Linked DNA regions of Homo sapiens: region 2 is linked to region 1. A link is a contact called in ENCODE Hi-C or POLR2A ChIA-PET data. All regions are on one chromosome and are shown on one strand. Each heading gives the region's core, a stretch centred on a gene start or an enhancer-like site at or near the end of the contact. The rest is flanking DNA. Distances are from core to core; before and after follow the strand shown.

Region 1 (7,061 bases), core at 3,067-5,566:
CCACCCACTCCTCTCATGTCCACCTTGGCCTGTGCCCCCTTACCTTCCGTGTGGGAGTCCCCCTCAGCTGTCACCCTCCACTGCACCAGAACGCCCATCAGGCTGAGCAGGGGCCAGAGTGCCAGCAGGGCCCAGCTTCGCCAGCAGAGTGGGGGCACAGGAGCAGCCCGGAGTCGCTCCACCACGTAGCGCCCCAGCAGTAGCAGCTCGGCGAAGTAGTCAGCGGCAGTGGCGATCAGCGCAGCACCAGTCACGGCGGTGGCCAGGGTGGTGAGTGGGCGGGGCCAGCGCAGAGTGAGCAGGGCACAGAGCAGGCCGCCCCCCAGCAACAGCCCCAGTGGACCCCACACGGAGCCTGGCTGGTAGTAGGGTGCGGAGCCCAGCAGGGCAGCAGCTGCGAGCAGCAGGCCGAGCAGCAGCCCCACCAGGAAGAGGCCCACGCTGCGCACTAGCATGGCCACCAGCCCGCAGAGCAGCCCGATGCCCAGAGCGATGCCCGCGCTCGCCCCAGCACTCAGCTGTGTCTCTAGCACCCGCTCTCGGTAGCAGAGGAGGAAGATGACCACCGAGCCAAACAGCAACCCAGTGAGAAAGAGCACTGCCTTGAAGCAGCGGTAACCTGGAGGGGAACAGGGGCTAGTGAGGGGCCAAGATGAGGGCACCAGGCTGGAGGGAGCAGGTCCAAGGGGTCAAGGACATGGGATCCCAGGGGAACCAGAGACAAAGACACTAAGATCAGAGAATTGAGGGTCACTGGAGTCATGACGGCATCAGTGATGGGGCCATTGAGGTCAGGGGAGGTTAGAGAGATATGGCTGTTGGTGGTCAATGGGAAGGCAAACATAACCATTGAGATCATGAGGGTTGATGTATTTGAGGATCACAGGAGTTAGGATAAATCTTTTGAGTCAAGAGTGAATTCGTGCATTGGTGTCTTTGGGATCATAGGAGTCAGAGAGAGAAGTCACTGGGGTCCCAAGGGGATCAGAAAAAGAGTCATTGGGGTCTTTGAGAAGGGATTGCTCACAGAGATGAGGTATTTGGAAATCATAATAAACTCGAGGGCCGGGCGTGGTGGCAGCACTATGGGAGGCCAAGGCGGGTGAATCATGAGGTCAGGAGTTTGAGACCAGCCTGACCAACGCGGTGAAACCCCGTCTCTACTAAAAATACGAAAAATTAGCCGGGCATGGTGGCACGCACCTGTAATCCCAGCTACTCAGGAGGCTGAGGCAGGAGAATCGCTTGAACCCAGGAGGCAGAGGTTGCAGTGCACCAAGATCGCACCATTGCATTCCAGCCTGGGTGACAGAGCGAGACTCTTGTCTCAAAAAAAAAAAAAAAAAGAAACTTGAGAGGTGAGGGTCACACAGGTTCAGAAAGATGAGTCTTTGGGGGTCACAGGGCTTCAGAGATAATGGCACCACTGAAAGGTTACAAAGAGGACAGAGTAGCAGCATTACTGGGGAGTTGTCCCAGAAAATGAGGTATTTGTAGGTTAGGGAGATTGACAGAAATAGAATCATCGAGAGTATAAAACGATTTCCAAGAGAGAGGAACACTGAGACCAAAACAAGGAATTACTGGGATCACAGTATGGGGAGGGGTGATCAGATAATGAGGTTATGGGAATTAGAGAGGAGTAACCAGGGATCAAGACTAGGAGTAATAGAGGGGGTCAGAGGGATGGAAGGTAATGACATAACTGGAGGTGAGAGGAGGTGGAGGTCACTAAGGCTTACATGAGGTCACACAGAATCAAAGAGAAGGAAACAGTGTTTGTGGAGTTTCAGAAATAAGGAGGTTATAGGGCCATTAGGCCCATTAGAGATACTTGAAAGGGTGAGGGAAGTGGAGATTCTGAATAGTTGGAAAGATGGAAATCAGAGATGGGGGTCAAGGAGTCAGAGAGAGCCAAAAAGAAAGATAACAGAGGAGAGTCACTTCCAGGAGTGGGGGGAAGTATGAGAGTCCAGGAGGCTCGTGATCAGAGAGAGGAGTAGGGCGTGGACAAGGGCTCAGAGTCCATGAGCCTGGGCGTAGTGACATCCAAGAGGGGTAGGATGTCAGGAAGCCCAGGAGAGGGAATATGAGGCTGCATTGAGCAACATGCAGAGGGAGTGGGTACAGATATGGAGGGGGTGAGGTGATACAGAATCCTTGGAGGCCCAGAACGTGTCCTGAACCCTTGCGGGGGGCACTTCCTCCTGCCTACTCTTCAGTTGTTCAGCCCAGAGTTTGGGGGAGGAATGGGAGGGACCATCTGGCTCCCAACCCTGTCTACCCACCCATTGCAGGGGGAGGCTGCAGAACACAAGTCTTGCACTACCTCTGCTCAACCTGGAACCCCAGCCCCCAAGACTCATTTGCCCCCACTGGTCCCACTCACCTACAATTCTCCTGGAGGCTTTCTTTGGGCCCCCAGCCCATAGAGCTCACTCTCCTCTCTGAAGTTCTGTAACTCTTGCTGCAAAGCCACTGGTCACTTACTCCCATTATACTGGGCCACTAGCCCATCTGGCACCTTTATGCATATTAGAAAAAGGTGTGCCTTTCTCTAGGCAAAGCAGCTTTGTGCCAAGGCCCAGAGTTTGTCAGAGCATGAGCTGGACTTTAGCCCCCACTTGCCCACTCAGCTGAGCTCCCTTATTTAGTACCCGTCCTGTACAAGTATTCACAGCAGCTCTGATTACCGGAGCCTGCCTTGTAGGCTGGATGGATGTGTGTGACCACCATCCAGCCCACTCTAATATGTATCCCAGGTGTAAATGCTCCAGGGAGTCTCCTCCCTGTCAGACAATATGCCCTGTGGTAAGGGACCATGTGTAATAACCCTGCTAAGTGTTTTCAGTGGCTACCTAGCACAGTTAGCCAAACACATCCTCACAATAGCTACAATTTATTGAATGCTTACTAATTCTTACAACACTACATGAGACAAATATTGTGATCATTGTTCAGATGAGAAAACTGAGGCTCAGACAGATTAATGTGCCCAAGACATCACAATTAGTAACTGCAAAGCTAAGTAAATTCACACTCAGGTGTGCCTAATCCAAAAACCTGTTTTTCCTATAATCTAGAGTCTAGACAATCTATAAATGTGTGGGATGAAAGAAAAGGAAGAATTATTCATGATGGTAGAGGGATTCAGAGAAGACTTGGGGGCCCAGAAAAAGAACTCGGGGAAACACTGGGGAGCCCAGGTGAGGGATGAGATGGGGATCTCACCGAAGAAGCAGTAGACGACTCCAAACAAACAGCACATGATGCAGACGAGGGCCGGCAGTGCCTGGTACCTGCGCTCCAGGGGCTGTTCACAAGGTGCACCCCAGAAGGCATCATCTGGCTCAGGGGGCAGCAGCTGGAACCGCAGTGTTGCCACAGTCCCCGGCATAGTGCTGGGAATAGAAGGGAGTCACCCTCCCAAGTTAACCTGACAGAGGGAAAGTTGGGGTCACGGAGGAGTCCTGGGTCCCCACCAGGATGGGGGTGGGAGAGGGATTGGGAGAACTCAGCAAGGACAGTGGACAAAGGAATAGTATCCACATTTGTGCAGCTCCGGAAGCATCTCTGGAGTGGGGAGCAAAGACAAAGGGAAACAAAAGTGCCTGGCTAGTGGAGGCTGGGATGAAGTTAAAAGAGGGACGGGAGTCGGGGGGATGAAGGGAGCGTGCTGCCAGTGAGAAGGAGGCAGCCAAGAGATTCATCTGTGGGCGGCTCAATATGGGATTGTCCAAGATTTACCTGGGCTGGAGGCGACCTGAGCTTCTGAGTGAAAGAGGCTGTGCAGAGGCCCGAGGGGCCGGGGTTGCGGGGCGCCAGAGGCTCCAACTGACTGGGGTCCAGGGAAAGTCCGTCGTGCGAGGAAGGGGGCTGCTGGGCCGGAGAGAATGGTGTCGGCGCGGTGGCGGCGCCGCTCCACGTCCAACACCGGCTGGCACTCCAGTCCCGCGGCGTCCGGGAACTCGGGCTGGGCCTGAGGAAGGGGAAGGCGCAGGAGCCGGGGCTCGGGCCGCCCCAGAACCGCGGCCCCATGCCCTGAGCCCGCCCGCGGCCTTTGGTGCTGATGGACAGCTCCGGCCTCTGCTCCTGACGTCACTCAGGGCGCACCATCCAGGCAGGGGCGGGCTGCTTCTGACGTCACATGGGACGCACCAACCACGCCGCGGGAGGCAGGGGACTCCGCCCCCGGCGTCTCCCTCTCCCGCACTGAGGAGGGGGCACTTCCGGGGGTCCTTCCCCTTTAACCTCCCCCTTCTCCTCCCTCTCCGGTAGCGAGAGCCCGAGACCCCACCCCGGGGGCGGGGCCCTTGCAGTGACACGTCGGACAGCTGCGGCCGCGGCTGAGGCTCCAGTGCCGAGCGCAAGAACCCTGCGCAGCCCAGAGCAGCTGCTGGAGGGGAATCGAGGCGCGGCTCCGGGGATTCGGCTCGGGCCGCTGGCTCTGCTCTGCGGGGAGGGAGCGGGCCCGCCCGCGGGGCCCGAGCCCTCCGGATCCGCCCCCTCCCCGGTCCCGCCCCCTCGGAGACTCCTCTGGCTGCTCTGGGGGTTCGCCGGGGCCGGGGACCCGCGGTCCGGGCGCCATGCGGGCATCGCTGCTGCTGTCGGTGCTGCGGCCCGCAGGGCCCGTGGCCGTGGGCATCTCCCTGGGCTTCACCCTGAGCCTGCTCAGCGTCACCTGGGTGGAGGAGCCGTGCGGCCCAGGCCCGCCCCAACCTGGAGACTCTGAGCTGCCGCCGCGCGGCAACACCAACGCGGCGCGCCGGCCCAACTCGGTGCAGCCCGGAGCGGAGCGCGAGAAGCCCGGGGCCGGCGAAGGCGCCGGGGAGAATTGGGAGCCGCGCGTCTTGCCCTACCACCCTGCACAGCCCGGCCAGGCCGCCAAAAAGGCCGTCAGGTAGTGATCGGCTGCGCCCGCTCTACCCCCTGGGCAGCGGCCGGGAAGCGCGCGGGGAGGTCGCCCGGGCCCGGGTCAGGCTCCGGAAGGAAGGGGCTGGCGAGCCAGGAAGTCTTTGGGCCCCGATAACTTCCGATGGCCCTGCCTTCCCGAGAGCCGTGGGGCCAGTCCGAGACTTTCTCTGGGCCCTATCCCGGCCTGGGCTGAACTTACTGGACTGTGTCCTAAACCGGCTCGACCCGATGGCGCCCCAGAGATCCTACTAGCTCCCTGGCTGGGCTGCTGGTGTTAGAGAAATGACTTATATATAGGGTGAGTGTATAGAGACAGGGGAAGAGAAAGGAGAGAACTAGGATTTACCTGGATCTCTTGTTCCTGAGTGGGTTACAAGGGCCACCTCAGGGTGAGATGGGGGAGGGAGGAATGTACCTATCTCATTAATGTCTCTGCTGATGAGTTGAAATAACTTCTAAGTAACATTGGGTTCAAATGCTGGTTCTGCAATTTACCTTCTGCCTTACCAAAAGGTAAGTTCCTAGAGCCCCTGAGTGCAGTTTGCCCCTCCCCGCAAAAACACTCAGTACACCCCTATGCCAAACGTTCCTTTATGTCATTTATGTGAGGCATTTGTGGCATAATGGCATATTTATATAGAAATGAGTAGATACATGGTGTGTCCAGCGTTTGGCTGGGTGCTTTAAACAGATATAATCAGTCCCATTTTACAGATGGCTCAGGTTAAATAACATGCTCAAGGACATAACTACTAAGTAGCGAACCCCGGAGTCAGACCCACAATATCTCTCTCCTATCTGGGTGGGTATTGCCATCTCCCAAATGCAAAGCACTACCTGTTTAAGACCATTTCGTTTAAATCCTCATGACCCCTGGGAGAGAGGGTTTATTTTTAACCTATTCATAGGTGAGAGAACAGATACAGAGAAGACGTGACCTGCCAGGGTCTGTGCTGACCACCTCCCCCCCACCCCCCGCCCCGTTGTCCTTTTGATAAGCTTGTGCCATCTCCTCCCCTAGGACCCGCTACATCAGCACGGAGCTGGGCATCAGGCAGAGGCTGCTGGTGGCGGTGCTGACCTCTCAGACCACGCTGCCCACGCTGGGCGTGGCCGTGAACCGCACGCTGGGGCACCGGCTGGAGCGTGTGGTGTTCCTGACGGGCGCACGGGGCCGCCGGGCCCCACCTGGCATGGCAGTGGTGACGCTAGGCGAGGAGCGACCCATTGGACACCTGCACCTGGCGCTGCGCCACCTGCTGGAGCAGCACGGCGACGACTTTGACTGGTTCTTCCTGGTGCCTGACACCACCTACACCGAGGCGCACGGCCTGGCACGCCTAACTGGCCACCTCAGCCTGGCCTCCGCCGCCCACCTGTACCTGGGCCGGCCCCAGGACTTCATCGGCGGAGAGCCCACCCCCGGCCGCTACTGCCACGGAGGCTTTGGGGTGCTGCTGTCGCGCATGCTGCTGCAACAACTGCGCCCCCACCTGGAAGGCTGCCGCAACGACATCGTCAGTGCGCGCCCTGACGAGTGGCTGGGTCGCTGCATTCTCGATGCCACCGGGGTGGGCTGCACTGGTGACCACGAGGTGGGATGATAAGCTATCCCACTGATACCTCCTTGTCATGTTCAAATCCCTCTGAGAGGCAAAGGGATGTTGGAGATACAGGTCTGCTTTTCCATGCCAATTCGGACATTTATTTTCTATCTCTGTGACCCCCAGTAAATTACTAAATATCCTGGGCTTCAGTATCTTCCTTTGTGCCAATGGAAATAATTATTGCTCGGGGTTGTTACAAGGATTAGAAAAAATCAGGGAGCCTTGTACATAATAGGCATTTGATGTTAGTTATTATTTTAGCCCTTGGACAGCTCTGAGACAGGACGCATGCCCATTTCGCAGATGAGCTAGCGGAGGCATGCTGAAGGTCACACAGACTCACAACTGGTCAAGGTAGACTTAAACCCTCAGACTGCAAGTCCACAACAGGTCATAGGCTGAGGAGATGAGACACTTACTATGAGACAACGGAAGACAATGCCAGCTCATCACAGATCCCTTCCCTTCCTCTCCCCAGGGGGTGCACTATAGCCATCTGGAGCTGAGCCCTGGGGAGCCAGTGCAGGAGGGGGACCCTCA
Region 2 (7,061 bases), core at 4,480-6,979, 230 kb after region 1:
CCCAGGAGGCGGAGATTGCTGTAAGACGAGATCACGCCATTGCACTCCAGCCTGGGGAACAGTGCGAGGCTCCATCTCAAAAAAAAAAAAAAAAAAGCATTCAACATCATGAGTCATCAAATAAATGCAAATTTAAACCACAAAATAACATTTCATTCCAACAGGATTGGTACATTTTTTTAGAAACTTACAATACCAGGTCTGGCAACAATATGGACTAACTAACTAAAGCTCCATACTGCTGGCCTGAGTATAAATTGGTAACATTTATTTATTTTTTTACTTTTATTTTATTCTATTTTAACAGTCTCATTCTGCCGCCCAGCCTGGACTGCAGTGGCACAATCTTGGCTCACCTCAACTCTGCCTCCCAGGTTCAAGTGATTCTCCTGCCTCGGCCTCCTGAGAAGCTAGAATTACAGGTGCACGCCACTACGACTGGCTAATTTTTGTATTTTTAGTAGAAACCGGGTTTCACCATGTTAGCTAGGTCAGCCAATTGGTAAAATTAACTTAGAAAACAGTTTTATATTAGCCATTAAAGTTGAACATATACTTACTATGGCCCATCAATTTCACTCCCAGGTATACCGTGGTTCTTAAATTTCAGCATGCATTAGAATCACCTGGAGGGATTGTTAAAGTCAGAGAGTCACATTCACAGTTGTTGCTTCAATAGTTCAGGAACCCAAGAATTTACATTTCTAAGAAATTTTCAGATACTGATACTGCTGGTCCAGAGGCCACAGTTCGAGAACTACTAGCTTAGAGAAATGCACACATATGTACACAAGAGGCGTGTGTACAGGAATATTCATAATAGCAGCTGGGCACGGTGGCTGACGCCTGTCATCCCAGCATTTTGGGAGGCCAAGGCGGGAGGATCACGAGGTCAGAAGTTAGAGACCAACCTGACCAACCTTGTGAAGCCCCCTCTCCTAAAAATACAAAAATTCGTCAGGCCTGGTGGCATACACCTGTAACCCCAGCTACTGGGGAGGCTGATGCAGGAGAATCACTTAAACCCGAGGCAGAGGTTGCAGTGAGCCAAGATTGTGCCACTGCACTCCAGCCTGGGTGACAGTGAGACTCCGTCTCAAAAAAAAAAAAAAAATTCATAATAGTGTGTCCAGAATTGGTGGGTTCTCGGTCTCACTGACTTCAAGAATGAAGTGCTGGACCCTCGCAGTGAGTATTACAGTTGTTAAAGGCAGCGTGTCTGGAGTTTGTTTCTTCTGATGTTCAGATGTGTTCCGAGTTTCTTCCTTCCGGTGGGTTCTTGGTCTCGCTAGCTCAAGAGTGAAACTGCAGACCTTCGCAGTGAGTGTTACAGCTCTTAAGGTGGCGCGTCTAGACTTGCTCGTTCCTCCCAGTGGGTTTGTGGTCTCGCTGGCTTCAGGAGCGAAGCTGCAGACCATCATCGTGAGTGTTACAGCTCATGAAAGCAGTGTGGACCCCACAACTGAACAGCAGGAACTTAATACAAAGAGCAAAAAAACAAATCCTCCCCCACGTGGAAGGGGACCCGAGTGAGTCGCTACTGCCGGTGGGGCAGCCTGCTTTTATTCTTTATCTGGCCCCACCCATATCCTGATGATTGGTCCATTTTAGAGAGAGCTGATTGGTCTGTTTTACAGAGAGCTGATTGGTCCATTTTGACAGGGTGCTGATTGGTGCATTTACAATCCCTGAGCTAGACACGAAAGTTCTCCACCTCCCCACCAGATTAGCTAGATACAGAGTGTCGATTGGTGCATTCACAAACCCTGAGCTAGACACAGGGTGCTGATTGGTGTGTTTACAAACCTTGTGCTAGATACAGAGTGCCAATTGGTGTATTTACAATCCATTAGCTAGACATAAAAGTTCTCCAAGTCCCCACCAGACTCAGGAGGCCAGCTGGCTTCACCCAGTGGATCCCACACCGGGGCCGCAGGTGGAGCTGCCTGCCAGTCCCGAGCCATGTGCCCGCACTCCTCAGCCTTTGGGTGGTCGATGGGACCGGGCGCCGTGAAGAAGGGGGCGGCGCTCGTCAGAGAGGCTAGGGCCGTGCAGGAGCCTACAGCGGAGGGGGAGACTCAGGCCTGGTGGGCTGCAGGTCCCGAGCCCTGCCCCGCGGGGAGGCAGCTAAGGCCCGGCGAGAAGTCGAGCACAGCAGCTGCTGACCCAGGTGCTAAGCCCCTCACTGCCCGGGGCCGGCGGGGCTGGCCGGCCGCTCCGAGTGCGGGGCCCGCCGAGCCCAAGCCCACCCGGAACTCGCGCTAGCCCGCAAGTGCCACGCGCAGCCCCGGTTCCCGCCCGCGCCTCTCCCTCCACACCTCCCCGCAATCTGAGGGAGCCGGCTCCGGCCTTGGCCAGCCGGGGAAGGGGCTGCCACAGTGCAGCGGCGGGCTGAAGGGCTCCTCAAGCTCGGCCAGAGTGGGCGCCAAGGCCGAGGAGGCGCCGAGAGCGAGCGAGGGCTGTGAGGGCTGCCAGCATGCTGTCACCTCTCAATAGCATTATGCATAATACTACCAAACCTGAAACAACCCAAATGTCCATCAGCAGAAAAATGGATTAAAAAAAATTTTTTTTTTTGATACGGAGTCTCTCTCTATTACCCAGGCTGGAGTGCAATAGCGCAATCTCGGCTCACTGCAACCCCCACCTCTCAGGGTCAAGCAATTCAGCTGCCTCAGCCTCCCGAGTAGCTGGGATTACAGGCATGAGCCACCACACCTGGCTGGGACTACAGGTACGTGTTACCACGCCCAGCTAATTTTTGTATTTTTTGTAGAGACAAGGATTCGTCATGTTGCCCGGGCTGGTCTCAATCTCCTGGGCTCACGTGATCCTTCTGCCTCGGCCTTCCAAAGTGCTGGGATCACAGGCATGAGCCATTGTGCTTGGCCTCTACAAAAAAAAAAAAAAAAATTAGCCAGGCATGGTTGCTCACAATGGTAGCTGCTCAGGAGGCTGGGGCAGAAGGATTGCTTGAGCCCAGGAGTTGAAGGCTGCAGTGAGCTATGATCTTGTCACTGCACTCCAGACTGGGTGATAGAGTGAGACCCTGACTCTAAATAAATAAATAAATGTTTAAAAATGTATTAGTCACTGTTAGAGGTCACTACACTACACAGACTCATTATTTTGCAGAAGGGTAAAGAGAAAAAGCTGAGAATATATGTTACCTTTCCAGTTGGAATTGCATTTTAGTGTAAACTAAACCCAGTTGATGAGAGAAAGCCCTTCTTTACAAAGTAAAATAAGCGATAAACGTGAATTGAATGATAGGATTATAAAAATCACCATTTTGCAACCTCTAATGAAATCATTTAGTCAAGGATGGATCACCAGTGAATAGTGAAACCATTAGGTGAAAAGTTGATGAGGAACTAGATAGTCTCACAGTGCCAAAGTATCATCCAAGAATTACATGCTGGTCACATTAGAAAACCACAGCTTTACATACAGAGATCTGGCTGTCTCTACCTTAAACCAGTGATCAATTTTAACATCACTAATAGAACAGTCAGACATCATGTACTTCCTGAAATGATGCAATGAGAGGCATTTTGCTTTAAAAATTCTTTAATTTGATACAGTCAATACTTCATATATAACTTCTAGTTTACAGGAAATACAGGTGATATACAGGTTATACACTGGAGAAATACAGGGAAATACAACATGAAGAAAAAAATCAGATAAACCCAGAAGAAGAGTTCTAAAGAAAAATTGACCTGGTCTATCAACATGACAATGTCAAAAATGGGGGAGGGGAGAGAGGATATGGTGTCTATGCTAATTTACAGAGATTAAGAAACATAACAAAGGCCGTGGTTGTTCTTAATTGACTGTTATTTTGAACAAAACACCTGAAAAGAAAAGGCATTTTTGGGGAAACAATCTGAGAAATTTGAATATGAACTGAGCATTAAATTATATTAAGGAATGCCCGGGCGCGGTGGCTCACGCCTGTGATCCTAGCACTTTGGGAGGCCGAGGTGGGTGCATCACGAGGTCAGGAGATCGAGACCATCTTGGCTAACACGGTGAAACCCCGTCTCTACTAAAAATACAAAAAATTAGCCGGGTGCAGTGGCAGGCACCTGTAATCCCAGCTACTCAGGAGGCTGAGGCAGGAGAATGGCGTGAACCTGGGAGGGGGAGCTTGCAGTGAGCCAAGATAGTGCCACTGCAGTCTGGCCTGGGCAAAAGAGCGCAAGACTCCTTCTCAAAAAAATAAAAAAAAAAATTTAAAAAATTATATTAAGGAATTATTGTAAATTTTTTTAGGTGTCATAACAGCACTTAGGTTATGCAGGAAAATGTCCTTATTTCTTGGAGATGCATAATGAAATATTTAGAAGAGAAATGTCATGATGTCTATCATTCATGTTTAAATACTAAAAAGAAGCAAATATTGTAAAACATCAATAACCATTAAGTATGGATGATGAGTATGTAAGTATTCATTATGCATTTCTGTCCTTTTTAAATTTTATTTTATTTTACTGGAAAGCAAGAGAGGAAGGAGATCAAATCTGAACTTAAGAAGCTCACTCCCCTACTTATTGGATGACTAGAGTGGAAGCAAAAGAGCAGTTACTAGCTGATTGCTGCAGTGGTCGTGGTGAAAGAGCACAGTGTTTCAGTTCAGGTAGTGAGGATGGACAGAAGTGGACTGATGGGAGATGTATTTTGCAGGGAGAAACCATAAAATGATTGATAGCCTCGAGGTGGCACAGACGGAGAGAAAGGAGAGTCAAAGCTAATGATGAGGCCAGGCCCGGTAGCTCACACCTGTAATCCCAGCATTTTGGGAGGCGAAGGCCGTTGGATCACCTGAGGTCAAGAGTTCAAGACCATCCTGGCCAACAAGGTGAAATCCCATCTCCAATAAAAATGCAAAAATTAGCCGGGCAAGGTGCTGTGCGCCTGTAATTCCAGCTACTAGGGAGGCTGAGGCAGGAGAATGGCTTGAACCCAGAAGGTGGACATTGCAGTGAGCCAAGATCACGCCAGTATCCAGCCTGGCCAACAGAGCAAGACTCCATCTCAATAAAAAATAAATAAAAGCTAATGATGACAGCTAATATGTATGGAGCATGTAGTATGCACCAGTCCAGTCATCCTTCTAAGTGATCCATATTAGTGTAACGAACAAAATCTTCACAATCACTGTGTGAGGCGGGTAGTAACTATTAACACCTCCACTTTGCAGATCAGGAAACTTGGACGCAGACAAGTTAAACAAGGTGCCCAAGGTCATACCCTTAGTAGATGCCCTGCTAGAACTGGAATCTAGGCATGCCTAACCATTTTTTCTTAAGGAAGAGAACAGTATCTTCAATGACAATGAGTAAGAGTACTTATTCTACCCACTTTTCTGCTTCTTGTCTTCGGGTTTATCGTTCTGGACCCACCTATCTTTCCTGGCCCCCCACTTAACTTAACCCTTTTCACCCACCCTGGGGCGGGGAGACAGAGGTGATCCTAGAAGAGGGCTACAGGGATGGGGCCAAGTGGGAATTCTAGCGAGGCGCCTACTATTTGATGGAGGAGGGATGGGCTAGGTAGGTCCCCCGCTCCGACAGGGCTCTTACGCCATATGTGACGCAAATTAGCTTACGAGCCGGGGGTGGAGGTGTCGTCAGCACCCGCCTGCGGTTGGCCGCGTTGCAGCGAGAGGGGCATGTAGACCCCGCCTCGTAGGGAGGTGGGGAGCGGCAAGCCCCGCCTCAGCCCCTCTGGCAGGCTCCCGCCAGCGTCGCTGCGGCTCCGGCCCGGGAGCGAGCGCCCGGAGCTCGGAAAGATGCGGCGCCCGCGGCGGCCTGGGGGTCTCGGGGGATCCGGGGGTCTCCGGCTGCTCCTCTGCCTCCTGCTGCTGAGCAGCCGCCCGGGGGGCTGCAGCGCCGTTAGTGCCCACGGTCAGGAGGAAACTTGGGCTGGCGGGTGGTGGGGGGCGGGGAGCAGCTTGGGGCCTGGAGCGAAACTCGGTGGGGGTGAGGGTGAAATGTCATGAAGCTCGGGGAGAATATGGGTTGGGGGAGGCATGCGAGATGAGGAAGGTGAGAGGGCGTCTCGGAGGAAAGGGGCGTAGGCCTGGAGGTGGGGCTGGGAATACGGGGGCGGGACCTAAGAGAATTGGGCTCTGGGGAAAATTGCAGGTTCGGGAGAAGGACACGGGGTGCATGTGGGCAGAGGGACTTAGAGACCGGCTGCGAGACCACAGGAGAAGCCACTTGCTCCGAGGCGCCTGGGAGGTGGTGACAGGCGCTGAGGAATGGGAAGGGGAGGTGGCGGGGAGAATGAGGGAACGGTGATCTCTGGGCAGTGGAAGCCTGGGCCGCAGACATAGAGTCCCAGCTGGGCAGAGAGAGAGGCCAGGGTTTCTCCGTAAGCCTAGAGAAGCTGATTGCAGCGATCTGATCTCCTGTAACGGGGGACAGCACGGGGAGGGGGCAGAAGAGGATGAAGAGGGGAGGGTCCTCTCTTGTCCCCCTCCCCACAGCCAGGCCTGGTGCTGACTCACATCTGTGCGGACAGAGACAGTCAGCGCTGACTCACGGACAGGGGGTGGGGGATGGGAGGGTGGCGCGTGGGGGAAGGGGCGCAGCCTCGCCGCCTGGCGCCCTCTTTCCCCACCCGGGCTTGGAGGCCCGAGAGGCAGAGTACTTCCTGTGACGCTGTGGGTTGGCAGAATACAACAGAGGGCTCAGGTCTAGTGGAGAGTCCTCGCTCTGTGACCCCTTCCTCTCTGGTAACCGCCTCCAAGGCCAGCCCTTGGCGGCGCCAGACTCAGAGCTTCAGCACCGCGGACAGCGCCAGCGGCTCGGGACAGCGCGAGGAGAGATGCCTAAGAGACACCCTCCCCAGCCCCACCCATGCCCTCTTTCCCCCGACCGGGGGAAGTGTGCTAGAACCTCTTCTGAGTTCCAGGCCATTATAGGATGCTTTTCCATATTTGGGAAGGAAATTCCTCTTTCAGAATTTGGCCAAAACCTCTCCTGCAGTAATTCTATGAATCTCTCTCCCTGCACCTGGAAGGTTTCTTCCCTATCACTCAGTTAAGCAAA

What was found. A loop is a pair of places that touch in the nucleus more often than their neighbours do. ChIA-PET counts read pairs that join two places held with the same protein, here RNA polymerase II (POLR2A). Pooled maps may share reads with other maps.
Region 2: a loop to region 1 is called in a pooled map, with 3 times the contacts of the local background. The contact joins the promoter of PTPRN here to the promoter of CHPF in region 1. A Hi-C loop is called at or near these places in 14 of 168 maps with a recorded cell type or tissue (CD4-positive, alpha-beta T cell, CD8-positive, alpha-beta T cell, HepG2 and 11 more), 2 of 37 single-sample maps with no recorded cell type and 24 of 50 pooled maps. POLR2A ChIA-PET finds 5 or more read pairs at or near these places in 1 of 52 experiments (PC-9).

What each region holds. Positions count from the first base shown.
Region 1 is chr2:219,541,064-219,548,124 of GRCh38, reverse strand. CHPF (chondroitin polymerizing factor) reads left to right here and starts at 4,316. Exons shown (of 4, transcript NM_024536.6): 1 at 4,316-4,900; 2 at 5,936-6,509; 3 at 7,000-7,061. The coding sequence starts at 4,587. It overlaps TMEM198 (transmembrane protein 198), which reads right to left and starts at 4,097. Exons shown (of 5, transcript NM_001005209.3): 1 at 3,748-4,097; 2 at 3,232-3,436; 3 at 44-619. The coding sequence starts at 3,397. It also overlaps a transcript of OBSL1 not described here. RefSeq lists silencers at 3,895-4,034, 4,075-4,784, 4,795-4,884.
Region 2 is chr2:219,308,069-219,315,129 of GRCh38, reverse strand. It overlaps PTPRN (protein tyrosine phosphatase receptor type N), which reads left to right and starts at 5,729. Exons shown (of 23, transcript NM_002846.4): 1 at 5,729-5,912. The coding sequence starts at 5,798.